Linked DNA regions of Homo sapiens: region 2 is linked to region 1. Evidence: read pairs that join two places in POLR2A ChIA-PET (ENCODE). Cell type or tissue: MCF 10A. All regions are shown on one strand. Links, peaks and the distances in the headings refer to the core of each region. The heading gives the core; the rest is flanking DNA. Region 1 overlaps EGFR (epidermal growth factor receptor). Region 2 overlaps EGFR (epidermal growth factor receptor).

The links. ChIA-PET counts read pairs that join two places held together with the same protein. Peaks named below come from ENCODE experiments on the same cell type or tissue, not always from the same donor. Only the 100,000 strongest peaks of a DNase experiment are listed, where the experiment ranks them.
Region 2: POLR2A ChIA-PET joins it to region 1 with 5 read pairs; 8 of 35 experiments call an interaction of 5 or more read pairs at or near these places.

What each region holds. Positions count from the first base shown.
Region 1 is chr7:55,052,631-55,058,007 of GRCh38, reverse strand. The region is part of intron 1 of EGFR (epidermal growth factor receptor); the gene reads right to left. Among named protein-coding and RNA genes, the nearest start is that of EGFR, 36 kb to the right of the region's middle. In MCF 10A, for the core only: no CTCF peak of the experiment used is centred there; DNase peaks (open chromatin) are centred at 727, 1,017, 1,247, 2,347 and 1 weaker place.
Region 2 is chr7:55,107,329-55,112,705 of GRCh38, reverse strand. The region is part of intron 1 of EGFR (epidermal growth factor receptor); the gene reads right to left. Among named protein-coding and RNA genes, the nearest start is that of EGFR-AS1, 79 kb to the left of the region's middle. In MCF 10A, for the core only: no CTCF peak of the experiment used is centred there; DNase peaks (open chromatin) are centred at 3,155 and 4,555.

The DNA.
Region 1 (5,377 bases), core at 280-5,279:
TAAATATACTACATTAAAGCAGCTCTTGTTTCGGCTAATAACAAAAACTAACACTTCCTTTTGAAAGTAACTTTGATCAACCATTTAAAAAGAGCACGTTGCTTTTGTGAGATGAACTTAGTGCTTCAGTGTCACAGATCTCACAGTCTAGTATTTCCCTGAAAACAGAGGCTATCTTCAGGCCTGAGAGGCCTCTGCCTCCGCTAACCTCACTTAAATGTGAGAACAATACCGCAGAGATAATGAGCTGTCAGAATGTAGAGGACAGACCATGGGAACTTCAAAATTCCCCTCTCAATCCCATTTTATGTTAGAAAATCAAGTACCGAGAATGTTAAGTTAAATTATGTGACCAAAACAAGGAAAGAGGCTGGTAAAACTGCATTTTGCACAAAAGTGTTGATTCAACATGAAGTCAAATAATATGTTCTAATGAAACCACACCTCTCACACACATATCCTTTCTCTCAAACCTCGGTGTTACTCTGGCCAAAAGTCTTAGGTTTCTTGAAGTGTTTGTGGAAGAGTAGATGGAGTTTTATTTAACATTATCAAGAAATCCAAGCTGCAGACCCACACATAAATAAAGTGACTTCTTTGAAGGGCTGGGTTTTGTTCACTTATGAGATGCTTAATTAAGAGGTGCTCAGTGTCAGGGAAGTCCACGTTTCTGGTGATTGCGGGTATGGATTGGAAAGGAGATTACTCACAACTGCCCGTCCCAACTTTGCTTAAGCAATTCCAGGGTGAGGCATTCGCAACTTTATAAAGAGCAAATTCCATTTTAGGATTGCTCTAGCTTTTAAAAAATTCTTCTTAAAGTTGATCCAAAATTGGCCTCCCTGTAAGCTTCTGACCGTTTGTCTGAGTTCCGTACTCTGGAGCCAGGAGGGTCAATCTACTTCCCTCCCTCCATGATAGCACCTTCAGTACCAGAGGATGGCAGTCGCACCACCTATAAGTCTGTCTTCCTTGCTGCGCATCCTTGTGCCTTCAACCACTCTGCGGGGATTCTGACTCTCTGCTCTGTTGGCTGCACTCCACCTTACAAGCTGCAGCTCCCTGTGGGCCCCTGAAATGTGCCCTGGGTTACATACTGCACTGCACACACCGTCTGAGCTGCACAGGGCATGGGCAGAGCATTACCTCCTGAATTTAGGACACTGTTCTTATTAATGTGCTCCAGCCTCCACACCACGCTGTTGTTGGCTCATGTGGAATTTGGATCCAATGAAAACACCCAGATCTTTTTCACACTTACGCAACTGGCGTTTTTCATTCCGTCAGTCACTCAACAAATATTGCCTTCAAGAAAATTATTTCCATACCAAAAGCTGAGAATTTTCCATGAGATGACTGAGAGACAAATAGACTAACAAAACACGTGTACTTCTGACCTATGGTTGAACCTGAAATTATATTTTTCCACACATTTAAAAGCTAACTACATCATTTATCAGTTAGTGGTTAAAGGGCAAAGCCACCATGCAGAATTCTAACAATATGTGAAATGGGAACCGCAGTTGGCAAATGAGTAAAATTCTATCATGTTCTAATCATATTTTCAAATGAGTTTGTTGAGAAGAGCAGGAAGTATATTTCTGAGGAAAAAAATCAGACATAATACTATTTTGAAAATCAGTAGAAACAAAATCTTCAGTTTCTGTAAATTCTATAAATAGTATTGGCTACCTGCTTTCCTGACTAGAACACATCAGACAGGTTCTTTCATGTTCCAGATGCGGGCCTTCACATACACAGAGGCTCACTATCCATTTTACTTCAATTCCAGAAATACTGATGATTTTTCCATAGAGTTCTTAAACCACCAAAATTGCTGCAGAATCATAAGAGGCCTTTCATTCAATCTTCCCTCACCTATCTGATTTTTCAGGTTTTGAGGAGCATCTGCTGGGAGCCAAGGATGTTCACCTTTTGTACCCTCTCTTTAATTGGTGAAGTGTTGTGGAACGAATGAATCACAGAGCAAATGCACTCTCAGAGCTGGAAGAAACCAGATGGACCCGCCAACCCAATGCCTTATTACCCAGATGAGGAGACTGAGGATCTGAGAAGTCGCCATCCATGCATTCAGGCATGTTGAGCACTGTGGTGAACATGGCAAGTGGAAGACGCTCAAGGAACTGACCTCAAGCAGGTGAACATCTTGAGAAGAGAAAGCAGAGGTGCACAAAGGAGTAATGACTCACACTCGAAGGAGTTCAAGATGAAGTCCAGGGTAGATGGCATCGACCCTGGTGTGTGTGGTGTGTGTGTGTGTGTGGTGTGTGTGTGTGTGTGTGCGTGCAAGAGGGAGACGGCTGCAGGGAAAGAGGATGAGACCTCGAGAGAGGAAGTTGGGCAATCAGTGTGAGTCAGTTCGTAGAAGGACTCACATCTCATATATTTTGAAGAAAACAATAACCTATGCCATTATGCATATGATATGTTATATACAACAGCAGAAAATGGTTCATAAATCTTGCTGGTGGGCTGAATGTGTTAATGCACAGTTGAAAATGGGTGCACTGAATGCGCACATGTTCGGTTTTGAACTTTAGATAGAGAAAGCCAAAGAAGACCACCTAAAAGGCTGGTAACATGACCAGATCTGCACGTTAGAACAGCGATACTCAACTCTAGCTATGCATTACCAACTGGAGAGCTTTAAAAAAATACCTGTAGGGCCCCATCCCAGACCGATTGTAATAGAATTCTTGGACCAAGAGTTAAGATTTTTTTAAGGGTCCCAGGTGATTCTCAATGTGCGGCTGAGGTTGAGAACCACTGATTTAGAGATTCTTTCAGCAGCACTATAGAGAGACTCTAAGATGAGCAGGGGGTGGGAAGGCAGTTAAAGCCCTTCTCACAGGGGCTGGTACGGGCCGACCCATGTCAGTTATTATGGGGACCCAAAAGACAGGATGGATGAAGTCAGGGAAACCCCCCATCGGGGAAATGAGGCAGTCCAGGATGGCTCCAGATGTGTGACTCAGGTGCCGCTGTGAACAGGAGGGCAGCTCCCCAGTGAAGGGCAGGAGGGTGCATCTCGCCACACGGAGCTTGGAGTGGTTCTAGGGCCTGCAAATGCAAACATGGGTGCGCAACGAGGCTGGGCTGCTGGTGAGTGCTCTGCCTCTGCAGGTCACGGGGACCTGTAGCCACAAACATGGGAAAGAGCATCTGAGGGAGATGGTTGAGACCTGAGGAAGAAGCAGCCATGCCAGAAGGAAGCAGAGGCACAGCCATGTGAGTGGTGTGAACGGAGGCACGGTGCTGCCCACTGCCCCGCAAGGGGTCCAGACCTTCCCGGCAGGTTTCACACATTCTGCACTCTCTGTGGGGCCATGGTTCAGAGAGAGTGTCTTGCTTTTGAACACAAAAGACACAGCCAGTGTTTAATGAACATTCTGAATTCCATGTTTGCTGACCTGTCTGGAGCAACTGTTGAGAGACGAGGGAGCGTTCCCCTCTTTCTGAGCTCCAGGCCCCGCGGGCGCGCCAGGAAAAAGTGGCATTAAAGGAGCTGCTGCCACGGCATGGCCAAGTTAGAGCAGTGCTCTGCCCAGACCCACCCCACTCCTGTCTGAACAAATAGCTTTTCCCGCTGTGTTAAAAGTGGTTTTCCAGCTTCAAGTGATGTTTTCCAGGCAAGCTTAACTTAGTGCTGCATATCCCAAAGGGAGAGTGACTTGGAGGTGGAATCCTGAGAAACTTGCTCAAGGTCACTCAAGGTCGAGTTAGAGGTAGAATGATAGGCTGAGACACTGGGCATGACAGTCAGGAGATCAGAGGGAGCGAAGCGTGCAGTGCCAGGTATAAGCAGGAGCCTTTATACCTTCCAGAAAGAAGGCGGGTGGGGAGCCTGGGGCAGGGAGTGAACAAGAACGGGCAGACCATTAGGCAGGGCTTTCCTCTTTGAGGGTTGACAGAAATTCCTGGCATCTACCACGCTCAGCCATTGTTAACACACATGGAAAATATTCTACGGAGAGGGAGGGAGGGAGGGACCTGACTTTTTTTGCGAATTGGGGAAAATGAAAACTCTTCCTCAGAGACTGAAGAAATCATCACTGTCTCCTGACAATCGGGTTTGTCTGCTTCAAGCAAAACTGGTTCATCGCGAAGCAGATTGGCTAAGAGCTTCAAAAATAAAAGAAAAAAGAATGTGAGCTCAGGTGATTCACTGAAAGGAATGGCTGGGAATCGGATGTCCTCCTAGGAAACACCCTGCCCTGCTGAGGTTCCTGCGACAAAGCAGCGGCTGGGTTGGGGAGCGGAGTGCTGCGGGCCTGGCCCGGCAAGGGCTAGAAGCCTCGGATTCACCAGCCTTCACTTTGTGTGGTGATGGCCCTGGGAGCTGTGTGTCCTCCTGGTCCACAGTGTTGTTTCTAAGTGGAAGACACAGCAAACTCAGCTCTCATGAAACAGGCATTGCTCCGCAATTTCTTGGAGGAACTCTGGGAGTAGAACATGGGCAAAGGAGGGATGGCAGCTCCACTGACTAGCCAACTTAGAAAATCTAAGAGAAGGCCCAGAGACACCAAGGTCACAGAATGGTCTTCACAAGTTGCCACAGGAAAATGATTTCCCACGTCCCTGGCTTAGACCAGGCCCCATCCTTTGGACCTGAGATCACACACGTTTATGCAGACAGTGTCAGTGGCATACTTAGCCTTATTTCTAGAGATGCACCCTCCTTTCCAGAGGTCGAGGACATCTCCCCAGCCCCCTGAACTGAATCAGCTGTGAGTTAGAATACTGAAGCACGTCAAGAAACCACAGGGGTTTTCCTTAACTAAGCAAAACATACATTAAACTAGTAATAATTAAAAGAGTCTGTCCCGAAGAATGTGCAGCGGGCAGCATTTTCTTCCTGACCTGAGAAAGACAAATCTCTCCTAAGAATCTAAAAGCCAAAATAACATCTCTTCATCAAATCTGGATCCCTAAAACATTTGAAGGGTGCTATTTTCCGAGACTCAGGGGAGCAGGGAGTCTCCCAATGCTGGGAATCAAGGTCTTATTTTCTGTGCTCCCCTCCCACTCATGACTTCACTCTGTCTCTGAGATCACGAGAGAGTCGACCTGCTTGGATGAAGCAGGAAAAAGAAGTCAAGATGAGTCAAGAGCTGTGCGAGCTCCTGCCTTCTTCTTTTTCAGAACGGCTCCTTCACCTTTCTCAGTCACATTACAGTGCTCCAGAAGCCAGCATCAGCCCCCAGCTCCATTCCCACCCGGAGCCCTTGACTCCCCTCTCCTACGGGGCCCTTGCTCCTTGACTGTGTCAACCACTGTGAGCAAAAGCCTGGCCAGCTCTTCACAGATGCTGATGCAAGTGATGGCAGGGCATTTCTCTACCTGGCTGCATCCCTTC
Region 2 (5,377 bases), core at 147-5,146, 55 kb before region 1:
CAGAGGGATTCCCATCCAGCGTTTCCTACTTGTGCATTCCCATACTGATCTCCAGAGGCCGGCAGGAAGACCCTTCCTCGCTTCACAGGAGGCTGCTGAGGCTCGGCCAGCCACTCCACAGGGCCTTCTGAGGGGGCAGCCATGGCCCTCGGGCCACACTTCCTGTCTACTGTGAGATCAGCCCCTGGCCACACCAGGCCTGATTCTGAGGCCATGTCTAGGCGATGTGAAAACTCTTGATTGAAAGTGACCACCCCAGCTAATCATCTGTTTGTTTTGACTCCAAATGATGGGTTTGAGCAACGTGCCACCCCGGGCAGCTGCCTCAGTCGCCTGGCTGCTGTGTGCTCATGGTTGGCCTGAGACTTTTCACCCACCATGCAGGGCATGAACTTCTGGAATTTGAAATGCTTGGGCAGGGGAATGACCCTGAGCCACAGCACTCATCAAATCACTACTGAACCACCCTTAAATCGTGTGGCTATCAAAGTGAGTCACAATGAGACCCGAAGGGGTGAGACGCCGACTGCAGAACTGCTGTCTAAGCTGGGTATCGGTTTGCAGTGGGGACCTCTGTAGGGGGACCTTGCTGCCCTGCTTCCGGTGAGTCCTGTGGGTCACTTAGTGAGGGCGTCGTGGGTGAGGCTGGGTAGCCCAGGTGTCTGCCTCAGTCACGCCAGGAGTTCCAGTCCCAGCTCTGGCACCCATCAGCCAGAGACCCCAAGCCCATCACGCAATCCCACCCTGGGACCCCACCCCACATCAGCCATCCGTCAGGTGGTGACTGCTGGTTAAACGAGATGCTGTAAACAGTGCCTGGCACACAGTGATGTAGAAGCAAAGGAATATGTTTCACCTCCTTCCTGTTTCAAAAAGGTCTCCATTAATTGGCATCATCATAAGCCCTCCTAAATGTGGTATTTACACGTCATTTATCTGCTGGGCTGCTGACATAGAAGGACAGGTCTTTACAGAGGAGCTGGCTATCATAACATCCAAACACTCCTCAGGTGGGTGCTCGCCTGTGCACCATCTCATCTTAGCTCACTTAACTGAGCCCACTCACTCCCGAGCCAATGCCAGCTTGCTACATATCAAGTCCAGGAATTCATTTCTATAGGATTTTATTCAATCTAGAAAGTAACATGATTTTTAGTGTTTTTTAGACAGTATTTTGAGCAATTTAAAACCCCCTAATACAATCACTGCTGCATTTTATTCAGGAAGCCTGGTGGGTTCTGCTTCAAGCCTGTCTAATCAGTGGCACAAACAGGCTCAGGAAACTGGAATCCAAGTCTAATAAATAAAAGGTGTGAGGTTTAGAAAAAAAAAAAAACAAAACGTCTAGCAAGCGAGATGAAACCTGCCTCGCTGGGCAGCTGCTCTGAAACCGGTTACTGTGGATTGCAAATCATACCCTGGCTGATTGAGCCCTAAACCACAAAATGTCTAAAGAATGAAGCAAAACACTTTAGTTCTAGTGCACTTTGGTGTAAGAAGGAATCCATTAGAGTTAGAGGACTCAGCGGGCCAGGCAGAGAGAGCACACACCGCGCGATACCCGAACCCAGCTGGCAGGGTTTCTTGGGAAGAGTGCAGTCAGCTGTCTGCTAGCATTCAGCGATTCCAAATCCAATTTCTATGGTTTCTGAATCAGTTCCTGGGATATAAATGGAAGGGGGGAAAAAGCAACAATGATGCTTCCAAGAATAAAAGCAGTTGCAAGTCTGGAAAACCCCCAAAACTCCATTCGCTGGAAGGAAGCTTTTCTGAAGGCACTTGAATCCCCTTCATTTCTGCATAGTGTCAATGGAAAATGAAATCACTCCCATCTTGGCCCTGAAATGCTTCTCCAGCGACTTCACACCTGGGCCCAAGATCTGCCAGGGGCCAGCTGGTCATTGTGCAGAGGCTGGTGGCTAATGGCCAGCGAATGGCAAGAGAAAGGAGAGCGGGGCTAAAATCGGTCCCAAATAAAGCATGAAAAGCAATATTTGAAATTCTACTTCCGGATCCGAACAGGAAACAGAATGGAAACCCAGTAAATCACAGACTGGAAAGTTGCTTTGCTCCTTAATTCCCAGTCACACAGTCTCCTATGAACTTCCTGGTTTTGGACACATGCTAATTGAGCTATAAATAATTTAATGATCGTAAGACATTTAACATGGGAAACAAAGGCCTATAAATCATCGGGGTCAGTGCCAACGAAAATTGGGGGCTTTGCCCAGCCTCTGTCCGCCTTTCCCAGTGTGTGGGGTGGGAGAGCTGCCCCATGTGTGAGGACGCCCCGCAGACCGGGCAGGCTTGGCTGCAGCAACCTGGATACATGCTTCTGCTTTATTATCTTCTTGGGTTAGCAGTGATCAAGTCACAGAGACATCCATGTCTGCAGAGACCCCTTTTCTCTCTTTTTGGCTACATTCCTACTGGCACAGAATACATAAATAGGAAAAGAAAATAGATATTTATATTTTCCATTATGCTGTTTTAAATCTACTATGTCTAGAATTTTATAGCATGGGATATGTTACATATTCTTTTAAAAATAAGGTAAATTTTCTAAATTAAAAAAAAGCTCAAAACTTGTTGTCTCTGGAAATTCTCATAAGATTCCTAGGAATCTCCTCACTTCTTCCCTCCCCAGCAGTATCTCATCATGTGATGCCTCATAACAACATACACTGTGTGTTTATGCTGTTATCTCTCACATTTTTCTTTCTGTGCCTCCTCATGTACTTTCTTACTTGGTTATCCGGATAACCTTCTCAGCGCGGAGAGGTCGCCTGCCGGAGGGAACCCACAGCAAATGCACAACCAGCCAGCAGCCCAGAGCTCCCTCTTGTTCTGAAGTCCAGTGGAGAACTGTTTTAGAGCTCATTCAAAAGGAGATGGGCTTTATATTTTTGTTTTCATTTGCTGAAACACCAGACAGGCCCTTTTGTCATGGAAATAAATGCAATCCTAGGCCCAAAGGAATGATAGAATTTGTCCTGTGAGTCAAAAGTTTATACCTAAACCAGGAGAGGATATCCCTTTAAGAGCAAATTTGGAATTAAGCCTCTCTGCAAAGGTAATATTCTGACTAGCAATGACTCACATGGGAAAGCGAGGAAGGCTTTGAATTACTGCTTCAGAACCTGTCTTGTCTTGCTTTCTGCTTGGTCGCTGGCAAAGAGGAGCTGCCCTAACCAGTAAGCAGCAAGCATTGCAGTCGGCTTTGTGCTTTGTAGCAGGTCCTTGATTTTTTTTGGAGAGGGCCATGAGGCCACACCTCAAGGGCCAAATCAGCCTGCAGTCATTATTACCTGGGAACACATCCCAACACCCGATTCTTCCATTGCTGTAGATAGTCCTTAAAATTTTCCAAGAATAAAAGCATCTCAGTTTAACTATAGAAAGACTTGATGCTTGGGAAGAAGATGAGGGTATCCAGACCCCTTTTGTTTAGGTTGCATTAATATGTTTTATGTGGAAATAGATTTTAAATGACTTTGCAGATCACATAATTTAATCCTCTGTGCACATTAATCTATTTCCTTTCTGATGTTCAAGGTTTGGGAATTTATTTGCCTAAGGAGGCAATAAATTCTTCTTCCTATGGGACTGTGCTGCTCATTCTGCTAAATGCTGTCCCTCCCACCTTCTCCCTTGCAGCCCCCTCCAGCGTATCACTCTATTGCAGTCTCACTGAGCAATGACCGTCCTCACAATGTATCCTGCTGATTTATATGTTTACATAGGCATTTCTCTTTCCCCACTAAGATGTAAGCTCCAAAAGAACAGCAACTTGCCCAGCCTGTGTTGAGGTGCTTAGTTCATGTTTGTGGAGTTCAAATCACTCCTTAGGAAGTTGCACATGAAGTCAAACTTTGGCCCTGTTTCGCTTCCACCCATCCATTGCCTCTTATTCTGCCACCTGGAGTCCTACAGATTAAATCGAATTTCGGTTTGGAGTGACTGTGCTTTGAGAATGGAGTCCTACAGATTAAATCGAATTTTGGTTTGGAGTGACTATACTTTGAGAATTTGAAGATGGCCCTCCTACCTGCAACTCCCTTCCCCATCTCTCCTGTCATGACTAACTCACGCCAGTTCTTTCAACTAGTGTTCATGAATTCCAGGCATGGCGACTTGCCTTCAGCCTACTGCTATTTCTCAACTTCTGAAAATGTAGCATGTAAAACTCACAAACCTCTGACCACAGATTTCACTTCCCAAAATTATTCCACAGACACTCACTCAAGTACCTAAAAATGTGTGAACAAGGATGCTCATGGCAGCCATTTATGGAGATAACCCACACATTCGACAACAGAGGAAGAGACAGTCACTCTCGGACCCCTCTGCACACCGGCACCCAGGGCAGCTCTGGCGGAGTGATACGGCCCCTGTGCGTGAACATGGACAGTTCCGAACATGAGTTATAAGTTCTAAGTCATGACTAGAACATAAGCATGATTCTATTTTTGTTGAAAATTCTGTGGGAATGGCCTATGGCCATTTCTTATCACTCAGGGCTTTTCTAGGCTCTTGCATGACAAATAGACTAACTCAGGGTCAGAGATTTCTGCATTTGGAATGAGTCACACTGCAGCTAAAAATCACCTTTCAGAAGTTCTGCCAACTTAAAAAGAATAGAACTTTTGTCTCAACTTCATCTTTCAAACACAATAACTAAAGAGGAAATACAGATTTTTCTAAGGCATCCAATAGGAGCCAGAAAAAAGATGGTTCTTTTATACAGCAGTGGAGGTGTTCATGAGCTGTTCTGTGTTTCTTCACATTTTTATACATAGTATAGTACCATTTACATGAGATTTAAGTATTTTCCTTAGTTTGCAAACCATTTATTTTACAAGTAGGCGTGTCTTTTGAATAGCTTGTGCCAGATAACGGGGGAACAGGGGGAAGATAATGCAGAGTGGGCAAACTCTATATAGCATATAGGCACTTGTGCAAAAAATAATCTTCCAATTTCAAATGCAAATATTGTTCTGTCCTCAAATCTGTGGCCTTGAGAATTTGGAAGTCAAATGTGCTCTGAACAACTGGAATTCACTGCCGTGATCTGCAGCATTCTCTGCCTGGCAGGGCAGTGCTTGGGACATGCAAGATGCTGGAAGAGATGAACTCTGTGCAGATGTCTCATGCCCTGCAGCATCCACTCTTCACAAATTTCCTCTATTTGGGGTTATACTGCCAGTATTTCACATGAAATTCATTAGACGTGAACATCTGAAATAATAGATTTTTTATATTGCTTAATTCCATAGGTGCCACGGAAAACAAAAAAAGAAAAATGGAAAAACAATAGGTCTCTGTCATCAAATAACATCAAATAACAAAACCCAATGGGCATTTTTCTTGATTGAGG